2 separate regions of the Homo sapiens genome follow, and region 1 is linked to region 2. A link is an interaction called in ENCODE POLR2A ChIA-PET data of the cell type or tissue named here. Cell type or tissue: A673. All regions are shown on one strand. Links, peaks and the distances in the headings refer to the core of each region. The heading gives the core; the rest is flanking DNA.

Evidence for each region. ChIA-PET counts read pairs that join two places held together with the same protein. Peaks named below come from ENCODE experiments on the same cell type or tissue, not always from the same donor. Only the 100,000 strongest peaks of a DNase experiment are listed, where the experiment ranks them.
Region 1: POLR2A ChIA-PET joins it to region 2 with 6 read pairs; 2 of 35 experiments call an interaction of 5 or more read pairs at or near these places.

The regions. Positions count from the first base shown.
Region 1 is chr1:15,786,007-15,796,139 of GRCh38, reverse strand. It overlaps FBLIM1 (filamin binding LIM protein 1), which reads right to left. Exons shown (of 9, transcript NM_017556.4): 9 at 9,551-10,133. It also overlaps the pseudogene RPL12P14. Among named protein-coding and RNA genes, the nearest start is that of UQCRHL, 17 kb to the left of the region's middle. RefSeq lists enhancers at 3,863-4,363, 8,220-8,984, 8,985-9,749. In A673, for the core only: a CTCF peak has its summit at 3,953 (motif pointing left); a DNase peak (open chromatin) is centred at 3,939.
Region 2 is chr1:16,368,050-16,378,182 of GRCh38, reverse strand. The region is part of intron 1 of SZRD1 (SUZ RNA binding domain containing 1); the gene reads right to left. It also overlaps the pseudogene RPL22P3. Among named protein-coding and RNA genes, the nearest start is that of SZRD1, 5.9 kb to the right of the region's middle. In A673, for the core only: no CTCF peak of the experiment used is centred there; a DNase peak (open chromatin) is centred at 6,212.

The sequences.
Region 1 (10,133 bases), core at 2,472-4,971, 580 kb after region 2:
CTCCTCCCCTCCCCTCCCTTCCCATTCAGAGACCACTCTGGGGAACAGAGGCCACCGGCCAGCTGCTCTTAATTCCACCTCATGGGATGCCCTGCAAGGGACCCCACCACCTCCTCTGGCCTAAAGGAGCTGTCATAAACACCTGATGAAGGAAGCGTTGCAAGGTCATTTTCATTTTCAAAAGAAGGTAAAATCATGACTCCCACACAGATAGAAAATGAATAGGTATTAGCCATTTTATTTAACTCATAAGGGAGCCAGGTGATGTTATAACCAGCTCAAAAGGGCAGCTAAGGGCCGGGCACAGTGGCTCACGCCTGTAATCCCAGCACTTTGGGAGGCCGAGGCAGGTGGATTGCCTGAGGTCAGGAGTTCAAGACCAGTCTGGCCAACATGGTGAAACCCCGTCTCTACTAAAAATACAAAAATTAGCTGGGCATCATGGCATATGCCTGTAATCCCAGCTACTTGGGAGGCTGAGGCAGGAGAATCGCTTAAACCCAGGAGGCGGAGCTTGCAGTGAGCTGAGATCATGCCACTGTGCTCTGCTCCAGTCTGGGTGACAGAGCGAGACTCTGTCTCAAAAAAAAAAGGGGGGACAGCTAAGAACAGTCACATTCATAGGTCAGGAATATTGAAATGAATGTGCAAATGAAAACTGGTTTTTCAACAAGAAAGCGAGGGAGAACCTCTACTAGACAGGGCAATATATCATTTACCTATAATTTACAGAGCTGTAAAGTCGCTCAAAGACAATAAAAGGCTAGAATCTGATAACCAGGAAGGGTGTGCTGGGTGTAGATAGTGCATTATTTTCCACTGAATCACATACATTTTTTTCTGCAGAAGGAAGGTTATGAGCAGGGTACACTCCAGAGTCTCTCTAATCTGATGCTCACTCTCTGAGAATTAGTATGAGTCATACAGGATACAAGGACCTTTCTGGATGGATTGGGAAAATTATATGTCACTTACAAGCAAGAGGCCTGCAGTCTAAACTCCCCCTCTTAAGATGCAGGTCTTGGCCTGGCGTGGTGGATCACACATGTAATTCTAGCACTTTGGGAGGCCAAAGCAGGAGGATCACTTGAGCTCAGAAGTTCAAGAGCAGCCTGGGCAACATAGAGAGACCTCATCTCTAAAAAAAAAAAAAAAAAAAAAAAAGATGCAGGTCTTAGCTGGGCACGGTGGCTCACTCCTGTAATCCCAGCACTTGGGAGGCCGAGGCAGGAGGATTGCTTGAGGCCAAGAGTTCCAAATCAGCCTAAGCAGCATGGTAAAACCCCATCTTTACAAAAAATTTAAAAAATTAGTCAGGTGTGGTGGTGCATGCTTGGGGTCCCAGCTACTTGGGAGGCTGAGGTAGGAGGACTGCTTGAGCCCAGGACATCATCAAAGCTGCAGTGAGCTGTATTTGCACCACTGTACTCCAGCCTGGGCAACAGAGTGAGACTGTGTCTCAAAAAAAAAAAAGATGCAGAGATGCAGAGCTCCAGACATTAAAGGTTTTTTCAGTTGGACATTGGCACCTGTGTTACACGATGGGTTCTGAAACATTCTAGAATATGGATTTCTGAAGTGGGTCTGTAGTGGAGGACTATAGAATTTTCACTGGACCTGCTTTGATCCTGTCTCTGCTGTGCGGCCTTGTGCAGTTATACCAGCTCTCTGATGTGCAGCTTCCTCCTCTTTGGCAATGTCAAAATTGCTACTTCATAGATTATTTTGTTACATAAACTGTACATTAAAGTGAGGAGAACATTTTTTGGAAAATGTTCTCAGTCCCTGCAATTCTTCCTCATCAGCTCAGCCTCCTCCCCTCTCCCCATCCCCCCATTCAATTCCCGGTTCCCACCATTTGTCTCTCTAGCAGGGTAGGGAGGGGCTTGGGTTGCCCTGGAGGGGCTGGCCTGTGGCCTGTGCTGGGTGAAGTTCACACCTGGGTGTGCCCTCGGGAAAGGGGCCTCTGGGGACAGGGTGACCATCAGAAAGGCTCAGGGCTCCCAGTGCACCATGCTGTCCTTTGTCCCAGCTCTGATTCTGTGCTTACTGTGCCCAGGTTCCCAGGTATGGAATTGCAGGGTAGCAGCATGGGGACTTCCAGGTGGGCCCCTCCTAGCAGGTGGGGGTTTGAGCCAATGAAGAATTCAGTCTGCTGACACAGGTCTCCCTCCAAAAGGGCGTGTCTCTAGGACAGAGGCAGCAATTCCACAGCCATATCACTCACTTTCTAGTTTTTTGTTTTGTTTTGTTTTGGAGAGAGGGTCTCGCTCTGTGGCCCAGGCTGGAGGGCAGTGGCGTGGTGCGATCTCAGCTTACTTCAACCTCTGCATCCCAGGCTCAGGTGAATCTCCCAACTCAGTTTCCCAAGTAGCTGGGACCACAGGTGCTCACCACCACGCCCGCCTAATTTTTCTTTTTTTCTTTTTTTTTTTTTTTGAGACGGAGTTTCGCTCTCGTTGCCCAGGCTGGAGTGCAATGGCGTGATCTCGGCTCACCACAACCTCCGCCTCCCAGGTTCAAGCAATTCTCCTGCCTCAGCCTCCCGAGTAGCTGGGATTACAGGCATGCACCATCACGCCCAGCTAATTTTGTATTTTTATAGTAGAGACGGGGTTTCTCCATGTTGAGGCTGGTCATGAACTCCTGACATCAGGTGATCCACCCGCCTCGGCCTCCCAAAGTGCTGGGATTACAGGCATGAGCCACTGCGCCTGGCCCTGCCTAATTTTTCTATTTTTAGTAGAGATGGAGTTTCTCCACATTGCCCAGGCTGGACACTCTTTCTTTTTCTTTTTTTTCCACCAGTTGTCAAGTGATCCTTTATTGAAATATTTTCCTTTCTGCTTCTTAACTGGCTGGGCATTCCACAGCACCACTGTTGATGTCATCTATGATGTCATGAGGGTAGCGGCCATCAACATTACAGCCCACAGACTGGGCAGTCCCCAGGATCTCTTTAATGGTTCCAGAGAGTTCCCTGGCTAAAGATCGGTGCCACGTGTGTCAAGCAATGTTGACGATCTCATCAAAAGTGATATTCCCACTGTGTTTAATGTTTTTCTGTTTCTTTCTGTCTCTTAGTGGTTCCCTGAGGGCTTTGATGATCAGGGCAGAGGCAGAAGGCACCACCTCAATCTGGGCCTGTCTGTTCTGAATGGTCAGTTTCACTGTAATCCTCAGGCCCTTCCGGTAACCCGTTGCCTTGGCAATGTTATCACCAACCTTTTTTGGAGACAGACCCAGGGGGCCGATCTTGGGGGCCAGCGCAGAAGCAGCGACTTCACCTCCAGTGCACCTCAGGTATACAACTTTGATCTCTCTGGGGTCAAACTTCACGGCATGGTGGAGGTGGCTGGTGTGGGATGAACCCGGATTCGGGACAACCGAAGAAAGTTGCACCTTGGTCTCCTTCTCTTTTTTTTTTTTTTTTTTTTTTTTTTTTTTTTTTTTTTTGAGACAGAGTCTTTCTCTGAGAGAGAGTCTAGCTCTATCGCCCAGGCTGGAGTGCAGTGGCATGATCTTGGCTCACTGCAACCTCCGCCTTCCGGGTTCAAGCGATTCTCCTGTCTCAGTCTCCTGAATAGCTGGGACTACAGGCACACGCCACCATGCCCGGCTAATTTTTGTATTTTTAGTAGAGACGAGGGTCTCACCATATTGGTCAGGCTGATCTCGAACTCCTGACCTCAGGTGATCCACCGGCCTCTGCCTCCCAAAGTGCTGGGATTACAGGCGTGAGCCACCGTGCCTGGCCCAGGCTGGACACTTTCTAGTTTTGCAATCTGTTCTCTCCTCTCAGCCTCACTGCCACCCTGCGTGGTGCGTGGGCCGGAATGACCCTTCCCCTCTTGCAGTTTGGAGAAGTTGAGGACCCGTGTGAACCCTGAAATCATTCATGCCCGGGCTCCCCGTTCGCCAGCCCATGCTGCCCTCTAGTGGTTGTGTGCGCACCTGCCTTTAGGGAGTCCAGGACAGCCGGGACAACCAGCTCATCTGCAGACAGCAGTGGCCAGCCTTCCCAGGCTGCGCAGGGGACCCTAGGCAGGGACCGTCCCCCTCAGGACCCTTCCAGCACTGCATGCCTTCACCAGCTCCTCTTCCTGTCTCGCAGCATCTGGTTTAGATGCATAGATAGATGTATTATATACGTATATTTTAATTGTGCTAAAATACATGTAAAATTTACCATCGCAACTAACTGTACGGTTTCATGGCATTAAGTACCTTCACACTGTTGGGCAACCATCACCACCATACATCTCCAGAACTATTTTTTTTTTTAAGACAAAGTCTTACTGTGTCACCCAGGCTGGAAGCGCAGTGGTGCAATCTTGGCTCACGACAACCTCTGCCTCCTGTGTTCAAGTGATTCTCCCACGTCAGCCTCCCAAGTAGCTGGAACTACAGGTGCCCGCCACTCCACCTGGCTAATATTTTATTTTATTTTATTTTTGAGACAGACTCTCTCTCTGTCGCCCAGGCTGGAGTGCAGTGGCGCGATCTCGGCTCACTGCAAGCTCCGCCTCCTGGGTTCAGACCATTCTCCTGCGTCAGCCTCCCGAGTAGCTGGGACTACAGGCGCCTGCCACCACACCCGGCTAATTTTTTGTATTTTTAGTGGAGACAGGGTTTCACCCTATTAGCCAGGATGGTCTCAATCTCCTGACCTCGTGATCCGCCCGCCTCGGCTTCCCAAAGAGCTGGGATTACAGGCGTGAGCCACCGCGCCCGGCCCCTACCTGGCTAATTTTTGTATTTTTAGAGAGACAAGGTTTCACCATGTTGGCCAGGCTGGTCTCGAACTCTGGCCAGCTTTTTTTTTTTTTTTTTTTTGACAGGGTCTCACTCTGTCACCCAGGCTGGAGTGCGACTTCGACCTCCCAGGCTCAGATGACCCTCTTACCTTAACCCCTAGAGTAGCTGGAACTACAAGCGCATGCCACCATGCCTGGCTAATTTTTTGTAGAGACAGGGTTTTGCCATGTTGCCCAGGCTGGTCTTGAATTCCTGGGCCCCAGCGATTCGCCTGCCTTGACCTCCCAAAGTGCTGGGGTTACAGGCGTGAGCCACTGCGCCCAGCCTCCAGAACGCTATTCTCCTTCCCAAACTGAAACTCTGCCCCCATTAAACACTAAGCTCCTCATTCCTATTTCCCCCCAGTTCCTGGAAACCTCTGTTCTACATTGTCTTTATGAATCTGACTAGATACTCATATAAGTGGAATCATACAGTGTCTGTCCTTTTGTGTCTGCCTATTTCACTGAGCACAATGTTGTCAAGGTGTATTCACATTGTGGCATGTGTCAGAATGCCATCCTTTTTTTTTGTTTGTTTTTTTGAGATGGAGTCTCACTTTGTTGCCCAGGCTGGAGTGCAGTGGCACGATCTCAGCTCATCACAACCTCTGCCTCCTGGGTTCAAATGATTCTTCTTCCTCAGCCTCCCCAGTAGTTGGGACTACAGGTGTGTGCCACTATGCCTGGCTAATTTTTGTATTTTTAGTAGAGACGGGGTTTTACCATGTTGGCCAGGCTGATCTTGAACTCCTGATCTCGTGATCCGCCTGCCTCAGCCTCCCAAAGTGCTGGGATTACAGGTGTGAGCCACCACGTGTGGCCTTTTTTTTTTTTTTTTTAGACGGAGATCTCGCTCTGTCACCCAGGCTGGAGTGTAATGGCACGATCTCGGCTCACTGCAACCTCCGCCTCCTGGGTTCAAGCGATTCTCCTGCCACAGCCTCCTGAGTAGCTGGGATTACAGGCGTGCACTACCACAGCTGGCTAATGGCTAATTTTTGTATTTTTAGTACAGATGGGATTTCACCATTTTGGCCAGGCTGGTCTCGAACTCCTGACCTCAAGTGATCCACCTGCCTCAGCCTCCCAAAGTGCTGGGATTACAGATGTGAGCCACCGCACCCAGGCTGCCATCCTTTTTAAGGTTGAAGAATCTTCCATTGTCTGGAGAGACCACATCTTGTCATCCGTTCTTCTGTTCATGGACACTTGGTTCCTTCCCCCTTTTGGCTATTGTGAGTAATGCTGATATGAACATGGGTGCACAAATATCTCTTTGAATCTAGAGAATATATTTTATCTTTGCCAGTAAGTGTACCCAAAGGGAAGGGAAATCATCTTTGCCTGGGGTGTTCTGATTGTGCCTACATGTGGCAGGCGCCCTCCAAGTGAGAGCAGAGAAAAGGATGAAAAGAGGAATGAAAAGAAGAATGAAGGTTGGTTGGGAGGGTTGGGGTGGGGGAGGTGAATACACACTATTGAGTGCTCCCTAGAAGCATCCCCTTATGGAATGGAATGATTTTTACATGGGCAGCCCGAAAAGCAGAGGCATCTCCTAGAATTTCATCCAGGTAACACCCCTCCAAATACACTCAAACAGAAGCATGCTAGGACATGAGGAATTACAACAAGGCTATATATACACACACACACACACACACACACACACACACACATATGCATATATATACACATATACATACATATATACATATATGGACATGTATATACACACATATACATATATATACGCACACACACATATATATGGTTTTTTTGTTGTTTGTTTATATGGTTTTTTTGTTGTTTTGTTTTGTTTTTTGAGACGGAGTTTTGCTCTTGTTGCCCAGGCTGGAGTGCAATGCCGTGATCTCGGCTAACCACAACCTCCGCCTCCCAGGTTCAAGCGATTCTCCTGCCTCAGCCTCCCGAGTAGCTGGGATTACAGGCATGCGCCACCACACCTGGCTAATTTTGTATTTTTTGTAGAGACAGGGTTTCTCCACATTGGTCAGGCTGGTCTCAAACTCCCAACCTCAGATGATCCGCCCTCCTTGGCCTTCCAAAGTGCTGGGTATATAGGCATGAGCCACCACGTCTGGCCTAAGAAGGTTAAAGTCAAAAGCAACACCACTCAGCAGCTGTCCTGAACACGCATCTCAGGGCCACCCACACAAATGAGAATGTCTCCTGCAGCTGCTGCTGCGTCGCCCCCAATCACAGCTGTAGATATAAAGGGATCGAGTCACTGAACCATACAATCACCCCGCTTTCTGACAGCACACATCCAGAGCAAACCCACACTTCCTTAAATCTTTCTCCAAATCCGATACCAGCACTAACACTGCTTTTGGAGATGCCCTGGCTTCCCCGTGCTGTGTGGCCTCCCTTGCCACAGCAAGCATAATAAACCCAAATTTGTTGACTGCAGGCGTGTTCCTGGTGGTCTGATTGACAGGCATCAACGTGACCATGGAGGGAGTGACGGCTAGAGAATTTCAGGGTTCACAAGATGAAGCCAGTGACTCATGAACTAAGCTGAAATCTCTCAGCCTAATACTTCCCTTTCTCTCACAGCAACTCTCCATGATAGATTAGAACTGTTCCAACTTGGCTGGGCATGGTGACTCACGCCTGTAATCCCAGCTATTTGGGAGGCCAAGGTGGGAGGATTGCTTGAGCCCAGGAGTTTGAGACCAGCCTGAGCAACATAGTGGGACTCCATCTCTATTTATTTATTTATTTATTTTGAGATGGAGTTTTGCTCTTGTTGCCCAGGCTAGAGTGCAATGGCGCGATCTCAGCTCACTGCAACCTCCACCTCCCAAGTACAAGGGATTCTCCTGTCCCAGCCTATCAAGTAGCTCATATTACAGGCATGTGCCACCAGGCCCGGCTAACTTTTTTGTATTTAGTAGAGATGGGGTTTCATCATGTTAGTCAGGCTGGTCACGAACTCCTGACCTCAGGCTATCTACCCGCCTTGGCCTCCCAAAGTGCTGGGATTACAGGCATGTGCCACCGTGCCTGGCCTCTTTTTTTTTTTTTTTTGAGACGGAGTCTCGCTCTGTCACCAGGCTGGAATGCTATGGCGCAATCTCGGCTCACTGCAACCTCCGCCTCTCAGGTTTAAGCAATTCTCTTGCCTCAGCCTCCTGAGTACCTGGGATTACAGGTGCGCACCAACACACCCAGCTAATTTTTTTGTATTTTTAATAGAGTCGGGGTTTCACCATGTTGGCCAGGATGGTCTTGATCTCTTGACCTCGTGATCTGCCTGCCTTGGCCTCCCAAAGTGTTAAAATTACAGGCATGAGCCACCACGCCCGGCCTCTATTTTTATAATACATTTTATATATATATATATATATATATATTTTTTTTTTTTTTTTTTTTTTTTTTTTGAGATGGAGTCTTACTCTATCACCTAGGCTGGAGTGCAGTGGCGCAATCTCAGCTCACTGCAGGCTCTGCCGCCCAGGTTCAACCGATTCTCCTATCTCAGCCTCCCAAGTAGCTGGGATAACAGGCGCCTGCCACATCGCCTGGCTAATTTTTGTATTTTTAGTAGAGATGGGGTTTCACCATGTTGACCAGGCTGGTCTTGAACTCCTGACCTTGTGATCTGCCTGCCTCGGCCTCCCAAAGTGCTGGGATTACAGGTGTGAGCCATCGCGCTCAGCCAATAAATAAAATGTTTTAAACTGCTCCAGATGAGAACATCAAGGCTGAGGGTTACTAACTTGTCCACGCTATTGAGTACAGAGATAGGTCTGAGATCTGGGTGGCCTGTCACCAAGCCAGTGCTCTTTCAGGCCAACTCTTTCTGGGCCTGTGCTCACCAAGTGAGCCCAGGGGTCAGTGTGCAAGCTTGAAAAGGGAGAGCAGCCTAGTTATGTGCAGGGAGCACGCCCTGGGGGTGTTTTTTTTTTATTTTTGAGACAGGGTATCATTCTGTCACCCAGGCTGGAGCGCAGTGACACAATCACGGCTCACTGCAGCCTCGACCTCCTGGGCTCAGGTGATCCTCTTACCTCAGCCTCCCAGGTAGCTGGGACTATAGGTGCACACCACCGTGCCCAGCTCATTTTTCATAGAGACGGGGTTTCGCCATGTTGACACGGCTGGTCTCAAACTCCTGAGCTCAAGCCATCCACCCACCTCGGCCTCCCAAAGTGCTGGCACTGCACCCAGCCTGACTGTTGATTCTTATTTTTTTGAATCAGTCTATCACCCAGGCTGGAGTGCGGTGTTGTGATCTCAGCTCACTGCAACCTCTGCCTCCCAGGTTCGAGATTCTCCTACCTCAGCCTCACGAGTAGCTGGGCCTAGAGGCAAGCACCACCATGCCCAGCTAATTTTTGTATTTTTAGTAGAGGCGGTGTTTCACCATGTTGGCCAGGCTGGTCTGAAACTCCTGGCCTCAAGTGACCCGCCCACCTCAGCTTCCCAAAGTGCTGGGATCACAGGCATGGGCCACCACGCCCGGCATGAGTGTTAATTCTTAAAGCATTTGGCAGCCCTACTGAGGCTCCTGCAGCCAACCCCATCAGTGGTGGCCTGTGTCCAGGAGAAGCACACCCAGTGAGTTGGCCGGCCCCAGTGCTGGGCATGAGGCAGGAAATGAGCCCCTCCATCTGCTGAGCTGAGCCCCAGCACTCTTCGGACACTCCCGCCACAGCGAGCAGATGCCCAGGGCTACTACCAAACGCCAGCGTTTACCTGTGTGAGAGCCTACACACAACATGGAAGAGCTTCTAACACTTATGCATTTATTTTCATGTGTAAGAAGAAAAACGTAACTAGCACGTGAACATGACTGCATGGATACACGGCTCAGCACGAGGCTAAAGTCAGAAGTGAGTGAAAACAAAATAGCATGTTGATTTAAGTGAAATAACAGAACAGGAGGCCTTTGGTTATAACAATTGTGGAGGTGGTCTGTGAATGCAGAAGTTCGGGACTCCCTGCTCTAGGCTCAGGGCAAGACGCTGTGGTCTGGGCCGAAGCCCCTGGGGTTCTACAGAGAAGCCTGCCCAGTGCACGGCCCCTGTGGCATTCTCGTGGGAGCGTGTGAGACCCCAGGGAGGGAAGCACATTCTGTTTAACTTGTCCGTGCCGTACAAAATGTCTTAGAAGTGATAAAGCAACAATGATGATTCTCCTTCAAAGGGAAGAAGAATCTTCCAGGTGTGGTCTTGAGGACGCAGAGGTTACAACACAGGCTGGGCTGCAGGGCCCAAGTAGGACTTGAGGTCATAACCAGAGGACTGAAGGGACACCTGTCCTGGCACCATACTGGAGAAGTGCTTGTTTGTGTTTGGGGGAGAGGGG
Region 2 (10,133 bases), core at 5,080-7,579:
ACAATGTATTGTTTTGAGTGCCTCCTCAAAGGGTCTCCATGCCGGAGGGATACACTCAGCCCTATACCTGAAAGTAACGGGATAGGCAGATGTAATGGTGAAGAGTCTTGCCCTGGAAATAAAATGGGGTCGAATCTAATGGGGCTCCTGCTTTCTCTGTGTTTCTGTAACTGCTTCTCCCTGTTGATTTTCGTACAACACTAAGCAATACAATTCTCGGAGGAGAGTATATTAGTCCTCAGGGGCAGCAAGAAAGTGACCCTTCAGCCAGTCTTAGGAATCCTGAACCCAAACCAGATAGAGGCTACACTGTGAGTGGCTGGAGAGCCGGGAACAATGCCTTCACACTCAGAGCAATGGCACTCTCGGCTCCCACATCCACCTGTGAATGACGCTTTACTAAGTGTTTTAACTCTCACTACCAGGCAAGGCAAATTCTATTAATTCAGTTTTACAAATTAAGAGATTGATGTGGACAGAAGGGTAGGTAGTGATTTGTCCAAAAATCAGACCAGGCATTTAAATCCCAGTCTTCTGACCTATTGCCATTAATGGAGAAAAGTAGGCCGTTAACTGGCAGAGAGAACCTATCCTTTCTTGCTTTTTTTTTTTTTTTTTTTGAGACAGAGTCTGTCTCTGTCATGATCTTGGCTAACTGCAACCTCCACCTCCCTAGTTCAAGCAATTCCCCTGCCTCAGCCTCCTGAGTAGCTGGGATTACAGGTGCACACGACCACGTCCCGCTCATTTTTTTGTATTTTTAGTAGTGACAGGGTTTCACCATGTTGGCCAGACTGGTCTTGAACTCTTGACCTCAGGCAATCCACCCGCCTTGACTTCCCAAAGTGCTGGGATTACAGGTGTAAGCCACTCTTGCTACCTTTTATAATGACTGCAAGGCTCCTCTCCCAAAGGAAATACCAGGCATTACTGACTTTGGAGGATGAAACAAAGACACTATTAACCCTCATCCACCAGATTTCACTTTAACACCCAAGGGTGCCCTCATCAAATCCCAGTTAGAATCGCCAGCACTCAGCAGGGGTGGCAAACACAATGCCTCCAAGCCCAAATGGCTAAAGCAGGCAGAATGGAACACAAGAGGTAACAACAGGTAAAGGAGGATTGCAGGGGAGAGCAGAGGAGAGGACAGCAGAGAGCAGCCAACAGCCGGTAAAGGCATTCAAGTTCAATATTTAAAAATCCTGCCGGCTAGGTGCAGTGGCTCACGCACCTGTACTCTGAGCTACTCAGGAGGAGGCTGAGGTGGGAGTATCACTTGAAGCGATCTGAGTTCAGATCAGTCTGGGTAACAAGGCAAGACCACCGCCCCCTCCATTTAAAAATCCTGAGCAACGTTTTTTTTTTTTTTTTTTTGAGACAGAGTCTCGCTGTGTCGCCCAGGCTGGAGTGCAGTGACACAATCTCAGCTCATTGCAACCTCTGCCTCCCAAGTTCAAGCGATTCTCCTGCCTCAGCCTCCCAGGTAGCTTGGGTTACAGGCACCTGCCACCACACCTGGCTAATTTTTGTATTTTCAGTAGAGACAAGGTTTCACCATGTTGGCCAGGCTGATCTGGAACTCCTGACCTCAAGTGATCCGCCTGCCTCGGCCCCCCAAAGTGCTGGGATTACAGGCGTGACCCAATGCGCCCTGCCCAATAATTATTTATGTTATCTTTTTCCACTTGGCCAAATGTTAAAAAGTTATTTCTCATTTATGATCAAGATTTCGACCAGCATCTCACTTGTAGTCACTGTTCTTAGCATTATAACTGAGAGCAGGATTATCGCTTGGCTCTTCAGCACTGAGTTCAAATTTCTCAGATGCAGTTTATGAGCTCATGCAGGCTACAGAGGCAGGAGGTCAATCCCAGGTGAAAACAAATGAAATGCTTCAAAGGAGCTAGTAACTAAGCATCCTAAAGCACTTAACTAGTTAATTATCTGGTGAGAAGCAAATGTAAACAAATTGCTCCAAAAAAGGTCCCTCAGAGTGTGGGCTCAGGCCTAACAGCCAGGGCTGGACCGACCACATGATTTCCTCCCCGGACCAGGAATAATAGCACCTACACCTCACAAGGTCACTGCTAATGATTGTAAAAATGCACTCCCCCTGGGCTGTAGGCAGCCATACAACATATATCTTAGAAGCTCTTCCAAAAAGGGCCCGAGGAACTTGGGAGCTTCCCACAGGCTGCGCGCTTGTTCGCCAGTGAGATGAACAACTAGATAGCAGAAACACTACTGACATATGGAAGGTCACAAATGTTTTTATAAGCTAGGAAGGGCTGGGCTGGGAATTGTTCTCAAGGTCAGTGAAGAGTGGTGACAGTCCTGACCTTTCCAGACTCAAGTCATACTTTCCTTCTATACAATCTCATCTAATCGCCATGGCCCCTGAAGAATGCAATTTTAGCTGTACATATTTATTATTCCTTTTAGAAAGGAATGACTGTTATTTCCTGTGTTCCTTTTATAAGGGAACGAGTTTGTTGGGGGGAGGGGCTGGCTTACTGTGATGGGCATTTTGAAATGTCTCACCGTCAAGGACAAGATTCTCTGTCTCGGACCGGGCGCGGTGGCTCACGCCTGTAATCCTAACACTTTGGGAGGCCGATGTGGGCAGACTGCCTGAGCTCAGGAGTTCCAGACCAGCTTGGGCAACATGGTGAACCCGTCTCTACTAAAATACAAAACATGAGTCGGGCATGGTGACATGAGCCTGTAGTCCCAGCTACTTGGGAGGGTGAGGCATGAGAATTGCTTGAACCCGGAAGGCAGAGGTTCAGTGAGCAGAAATTGCGCCACTGCACTCTAGCCTGGGTGACAGAGAGAAACTCCTTCTCAAAAAAAAGAAAAAAAAATTATCTGTCTCCATACAGACTATTGGGGTTTGTTGCTAATTTCTGTGGGGCATGGTTTTACCTTAATATCCTGCACAGAGCTAGATGTTAAAGAGAAGGATGCTTGGTAGGAGCAAACGGTTTTAAGAAAAACACTCAAAGGCCAGGCGTGGTGGCTCACGCTTGTAATCCCAGCATTTTGGGAGGCCGAGGCGGGCGGATCACGAGGTCACGAGTTTGAGACCGGCCTAGCCAACACAGTGAAACCCCATCTCTACTAAAAATACAAAAATTGGCTGGGTGTAGTGGCGAGCACCTGTAATCCCAGCTACTTGGGAGGCTGAGGCAGGAGAATCGCTCGAACCCGGGAGGCAGAGGTTGCAGCGAGCTGAGATTGCGCCACTGCACTCCAGCCTCGGCGACAGAGCTAGACTCCGTCTCAAAAAAACAAAACAAAACAAAAACACTCAAGAAGAGAAATCTCTATGGATACTACATTAAAATTTTTTTATTTTATTTTATACTTTGGCCACAGATTTAAGTAGCTAAACTCAACCTTCTCCTAGGAAACCAACAGGTCAGTAGTTTTCCTGACAGAACACACCTTGTAGAGGCTAGCTACCTGATACAGCCAGAAACTGATGCTAGCTGTCGGGGCCAACAGCAGTGGAGAGGTGGAAACTGGAAAGGGCTGGCCCCTGGAATGTTTTCAGTCATCAGACCTAGACAACTGTGACTTTTCTCTGCAGGACTGCACCAACAGTTTTAGAAAGACGCACTAAATCCTCTCCTGTCATAGAAGTAAAAACAAGAAGGCCTGTGATTGCTGGAATTTCTAGCCCACGGCAACCATGGCAGCTCTCTTGATACCCAGAGCACGCTGGGAACAGGCCCTCCCATGCAGCCAATGAAAAAAGGGCTGAGAAGTTACTAGTGAAAAGCTCATTATCCTCCTTTCTTTGAAGCCACAGTGAAACCAACCTTTTTCCAGAGTCCCAGGGACAGACTGCTCAGCAGAATCATGCCTAAACTGCCCAACTGCTTCACAGAAAGCCCCTTCTGAGGACATCACAGTCCATAAGGCTCAACCTTTCCAGAAAGACTAGCACCAACTGAGAGGTGGCCCCTTTAGGCATGGTGTATCTGGAACTGTGCTTTCTGTGATACCACAAATCTTAAATGCCTTCTTTTTACTGCAGGGACAGACATAAAGAAATCAGCACCAGATAGCCCCAAACTAATTGATCTCTTTTTTCCCACTACCCATAGCCTTTTTTTGTTGTTTTGTTGTACATGTTCCAAAATGACAGCAGCTACACAAAGCATTGGGGACCCCAGAGTGAAGCGGCAGTCACACTTTGGGGAGAATGGCCTCTTCTCCAAAGAAAGAGAAGAAAATCAAAGTTCTGATCTCCTGAATTTAATCTAACTATGGGCCGGGTGTGGTGGCTCACGCCTGCAATCCCAGCACTCCGGGAGGCTGAAACGGGAGGATCACTTATGTTCAGGCATTCGAGACCAACATGGGCAACATGGTGAGACCCTGTCTCTACAAAAAAATCAAAAATAGTCAGGTGTGGTGGCGCATGCCTGTAGTCCCAGCTACTCGGGAGGTTGAGGCTGAAGTGGGAGGATCACTTGAGCCTGGGAGGTCGAGACAGCAGTAAGTCATCATTGCACCACTGCGCTCAGCCTGGGTGACAGAGTGAGACCCTGTCTCAAAAAAAAAAAACGTGTTTTGTTTTTTTTTTTTTTTTGAGACGGAGTTCCACTCTTGTTGCCCAGGCTGGAGTGCAATGGTGCAATCTCGGCTCACCGCAACCTCCACCTCCCAGGTTCAAGCGATTCTCCTGCCTTGGCCTCCCGAGTAGCTGGGATTACAAGCAGGCACCACCACACCTGGCTAATTTTGTATTTTTAGTAGAGACAGGGTTTCTCCATGTTGGTCAAGCTGGTCTCGAACTCCTGACCTCAGGTGATCCACCTGCCTCAGCCTCCCAAAGTGCTGGCATTACAGGCATGAGCCATCGTGTCCGGCAAAAAATTTAAAACATAAATAAATAAATCTAGCTATATCACTCTTCTGCTTAAAAAAAAAAAAAAAACTTCAAAGCTCCTTGCACTTTCAGGACAAAGTTCAAGCTTCCAGAACCAAGTACAAGGAAGCCTTTCCCAATCTGGCCCCTACATACCTCTGTGGTCTCATCTCTTTCCACTCAACCCTGCCAACCCTCTCCCCTTCAGCCAGAAGGAAATACTTGTAGCCCTCCCAATGCTGTGTATTTGTCTCTCGGCCTCCTCATCCATGCCTGCTTTGGCCCTACACTCTACCTGCCTCTCCCAGACTTACCACTGCTTAATTCAACTGATCTTTCAAATCTTAACTTAGGCATCGTCTTCTTTACAAGACTTTCTCTGATCCAGCCATGGTACCCCACTTATGCCTCTTCCTGAAGGTGCTGCCGGACCTGTCTGACTCCCCCACTAAACAGGGCCTCCATGCCTGGTATGCAATAGTTATTTAATGTTTAATGACACCTTCCTATGGACTCATACACCATCCAGCATCACTGATGGGGCAATGTTTGGATAACTGGCTCATGGGGGTAGAAAGTAAACATAAATTTCAATTCTTAATCCAGAACACCAGTCATCCTTTAACTTATTCAAGATGCATTTTCTTCCCACTAGCTGCATGCCTTGACCTGGAGAAAAAGAATAAAAGGAAACTTGCAAGATACAGGGAAATCAGAGAGGTTGTCAGTGCTTTATAATAACCACTGGTCCAATTACATTTTTATATCATCTGCTGCCTTCCCCTAGCTGGGTTAGCTCATTACCAACACTATGAACTCTTTTTTTTTGAGACAGAGTCTCACTCTGTCACCCAGGCTGGAATGCAGTGGTGCGATCTCTGCTCACTGCAACCTCTGCCTCCCAGGTTCAAGAGATTCTCCTGCCTCAGCCTCCGGAGTAGCTGGGATTACAGGCACCTGCCACCATGCCAAGCTCATTTTTGTATTTTTAATAGAGACGGGGTTTCACCATGTTGGCCACGCTGGTCTTGAACTCGTGACCTCAGGTGATCTGCCCGCCTCAGCCTCCCAAAGTGTTGGGATTACAGGCGTGAGCCACCACGCCTGGCATATTTTATTGATTGTCTTAAACAATTGGGGATATAGGACGAAACCCTGTCTCAAAAAAAAAAGAAAAAGAAAAAGAAAAAAGTGTTTGCCATACTAACTAAAAGCAAAAAGTCTATTCACAGAATATGTGAGGGACTTCTCAAAGTCAGTCTTTCTCCAAATGACACAATAGGACTTGATACTAAGAATTCGGAAGCTATACAGGAAACAATGACCTCAGATGACTCACACACACAAAAATTCTTCCAGTCTGGGCAATATGGCAAGACCCTGTCTCTACAAAAAAATTTTCTTTTTAAATTAGCCAGGCACATAGTGGTACACGCCTGTGGGCCCAGCTACTCAGGAGGCTGAGGCTGCAGTGAGCTGTATTCCGACCACTGCACTCCAACCTTGGCAACAGAGCAAGACCCTTCTGTCTTAAGAAAGGGGCCAGGCGCAGCAGCTCACGCCTGTAATCCCAGCACTTTGGGAGGCCGAGGCGGGCGGATCACGAGGTCAGGAGATCGAGACCATCCTGGCTAACACAGTGAAACCCCATCTCTACTAAAAATACAAAAAATTAGCCAGGCGTGGTGGTGGGTGCCTGTAGTCCCAGCTACTCGGGAGGCTGAGGCAGGAGAATGGTGTGAACCCGGGAGGCGGAGCTTGCAATGAGCCGAGATTGCGCCACTGCACTCCAGCCTGGGCGACAGAGCAAGACTCCATCTCGGGAAAAAAAAAAAAGGGGAAAAAAAAAAAGGAAAAAAAAGGAAGGGAGAGGGGGGAGCAGAGGGATGGGAGCAGAGGGAGGGGAGGGGAGGGGAGAAATTCTACATGATGTCAAAAAATTTTTGGCTGGGCATGATGGCTCATGCCTGTAATCCCAGCACCTTGGGAGGCTGAGGCGGGTGGAGATTGCCTGAGACAGAAATTGCCTGAGACTGCAGTGAGTGTTCCCCACTGCACCCCAGCCTGGGCAACAGAGCAAGACCCTGTCTCAAAGAAAAAAGACAAAAATTTTCTTGTGGTGTTGGAGGGCAGGGATCTCCAAAATCCTTTACTTCCAAGGATTAGAACTGCCGCTGGATTTTTGTGTAGTTTCAATTTTCCCATTTAGGTTATTAGTCTTCACCCAGTTTTTGCTGTTTTGGAGTAGGGTATTCAAAGCTCATTACCAGTAGGAAGAGGGGATAACCTGAAGCCAAGACTTTTACGCAATTGCCTATATATGAAAGACATGTATAGCCTGCAGTCCATTGGTTTCCCAGTGATGTGGACATAACATCTCCCTGGCTCCCCTCTTTCAAAAGTGCATATTTACAAGAACCTTTGTGAAATTTGAAAAGGGAATCAAATTCAAGACAGCGTTCAAATATAAGCCCAGACAAACTATTAAAAATGAAAGCTGGCTGAGGGCAGTGGCTCATGCCTATAATCCCAGAACTCTGGGAGGCTGAGGCAGGAGGACTGCTAGAGCCCAAGAATTCAAGGTTGCAGTAAGCTATGATTATGCCACTGCACTTCAGCCTGGGAAACCAAATGAGACCCTGTATCTAAAATAAATAAATATTTTTTTTTTTAATGAAAGCTGCCAGGCATAGTGGCACATGCCTATAATCTACTGGGAGGCCCAGCCTGGGCAATCTCATCTCAAAAAATAAAAAAAAAATTAAAAAAAAAAAGGCCAGGTGCAGCGGCTCATGCCTGTAATCCCAGCACTTTGGGAGCCTAAGGCAGGAGGATCACTTGAGGCCAGGAGTTCGAGATCAGCGTGGCCAACATGGTGAAACCCCGTCTCTACTAAAAATACAAAAATTAGCTGGGCGTGGTAGCATGCGCCTTGTAATCCCAGCTACTCGGGAGGCTGAGGCACGAGAATCGCTTGAACCTGGGAGGTAGAGGTTGCAGTGAGATGAGATTGAGCCACTGCACTCCAGCCTGGGCAATGGAGTAAGACCTTCTCTCAAACAAAAAAAAAAAAAAGGAAAAGAAAGAACACCCAATTCCCAAATTTTCCACATGTCCCCAGGTAGAGAGGTAGCAGCAAAATGCTAGAGAAAAAAAGCCCAGCCTTGAAGTCAGACATGCTTGGGATCAAATCCCAGCTTCCCCCAGCTGTGTGATCTTGCGCAAAACAGGTTACTCTCGAAACCTCCGTTTCCTTGTCTATAAAAGGGGGACAATGCCTCAACAGGTTGTTTCAAGGATTCAATTAAATAAAATATATTAGAGAACCTGCATTTTGGCAGAAGTGTTCATGATGTCAATAAGGCAAGGTTTGTGTTCCACCTCTGTAGTTTTTTTTTTTTGTTTTTTTTTTTGATGGAGTTTCACTCTTGTTGCCCAGGCTGGAGTGCAATGGCATGATCTCGGCTCACTGCAACCTCCGCCTCCTAGGTTCAAGCAATTCTCCTGGCTCAGCCTCCCAAGTAGCTAGGATTACAGGTATGTACCATAGGGTCCAGCTAATTTTTGTATTTTTAGTAGAGATGGGGTTTCACCATGTTGGCCAGGCTGGTCTGGAACTCCTAACCTCAGGTTATCCACCCACCTCAGCCTCCCACAGTGCTGGGATTACAGGCGTGAGCCACAGCACCTGGCCGCGGTACATTTTTAAAGGATATTACTAAAGTAAGGGATAGCAGAAAGAACTCTGGCTTTCTGCCTCCGCTGCTGCCATGGCTTCTGTGAAAAAGCCTGTGGTGAAGGGGGGCAAAAAAAAGAAGCAGGTTCTGAAGTTCACTCTTGAATGCACTCACCCCGTAGAAGATGGAATCATGGATGCTGCCAATTTTGAGCAGTTTTTGCAAGAAAGGATCAAAGTGAACGGAAAAGCTGAGAACCTTGGTGGAGGGATGGCGACCATTGAAAGGAGTAAGAGCAAGATCAACGTGACATCCGAGGTGCCTTTCTCCAAAAGGTATTTCAAATATCTCACCAAAACATATATGAAGAATAATTTACGTGATTGGTTGCTCCTAGTTACTAACAGCAAAGATAGCTACAAATTATGTTACTTCCAGATTAACCAGGACAAAGAGGAGGAAGATGAGGATTAAATTTCATTTATCTGGAATATTTTGTATAAGTTTTTCAATAAAACTTGGGAACCAAAAGAAAAAAGAAAGAACACGCGACAAGCGTCAGAAAGACCTAAGTCTCTAAATCTCACATCTCTAGGCTTATTCAGCTGTTAAATGGGGGACTGTACTAGCTATTTCTAATTGACTTACCCATTCTGAAAAACTAAAGTAAGCCCCAATTTCTGCTGAATCCTATTCATTTTTGTTCATTTGCCTCCAACTTCTCTAACATGAGGGATTTATGACCCTTTGAAACAGGTGAGGAAAACCAAAGAAAGGCCAAGATGCCCAAGAAACGTATCATTTGCATGATATTAAAGTTGTAAGCCAAGCTTTTTTATAGGGATGTCTGGATGATTCACTCAGATTAGTGGTAGGCAATAAACGCCTGTACCGAAAATGTTGCATTTTCTGGCACAAAGTCACTGATAAGCACACTGCCTAGCATATAGCAGACACTCAAAAATGCTGGTTGAATGAACAAGGAGCCAACTGACACCTGTTACTCCCTATAAAATCTTTAACTTTCTTAAGCCAAAACTCAAGAAAGATGGTTGTCACATTAAGAACTCTACTAAATATCCTCTGAACGAACGAATCCTTCAAATTCTCAATTATGCTAAATGGAAAAACATAAACAACCGTTGAGAGAAATGCTGAACCAGCGGAAAAAACTTCAAAGCCAAGTTTCAACATTCCCGTAGAGCTAGATACACCCACTGACTGCTGCCAGGGTCAATTTCCCGGCCTCTTCCAGAGCTCATAAGCACCCCCAAAAAGCGCTTAGGAAAAAAAACCCAGCGCCTACTCTACCCTGGTACGCTCGACTCCTCGCACACGTAAACCTTTAAGGTGGATGTCAGTGCAGCCAGCATTGAACAGACGCGAACACGGGGAGACAAAAAAAGCATCTCCCCATATTCACAAGGGTCACCACAGACAAACTCTGAAAAGACCAAATTATTCACAAATCTAAGAGAATTGACAGATCCTCTTTGAGATAAACTATTTTCCTACAGTTTCTGGAGGCAAACAAAAACTCCAAAAACAAGTCGAACGGTCCATCTCCCCACTCC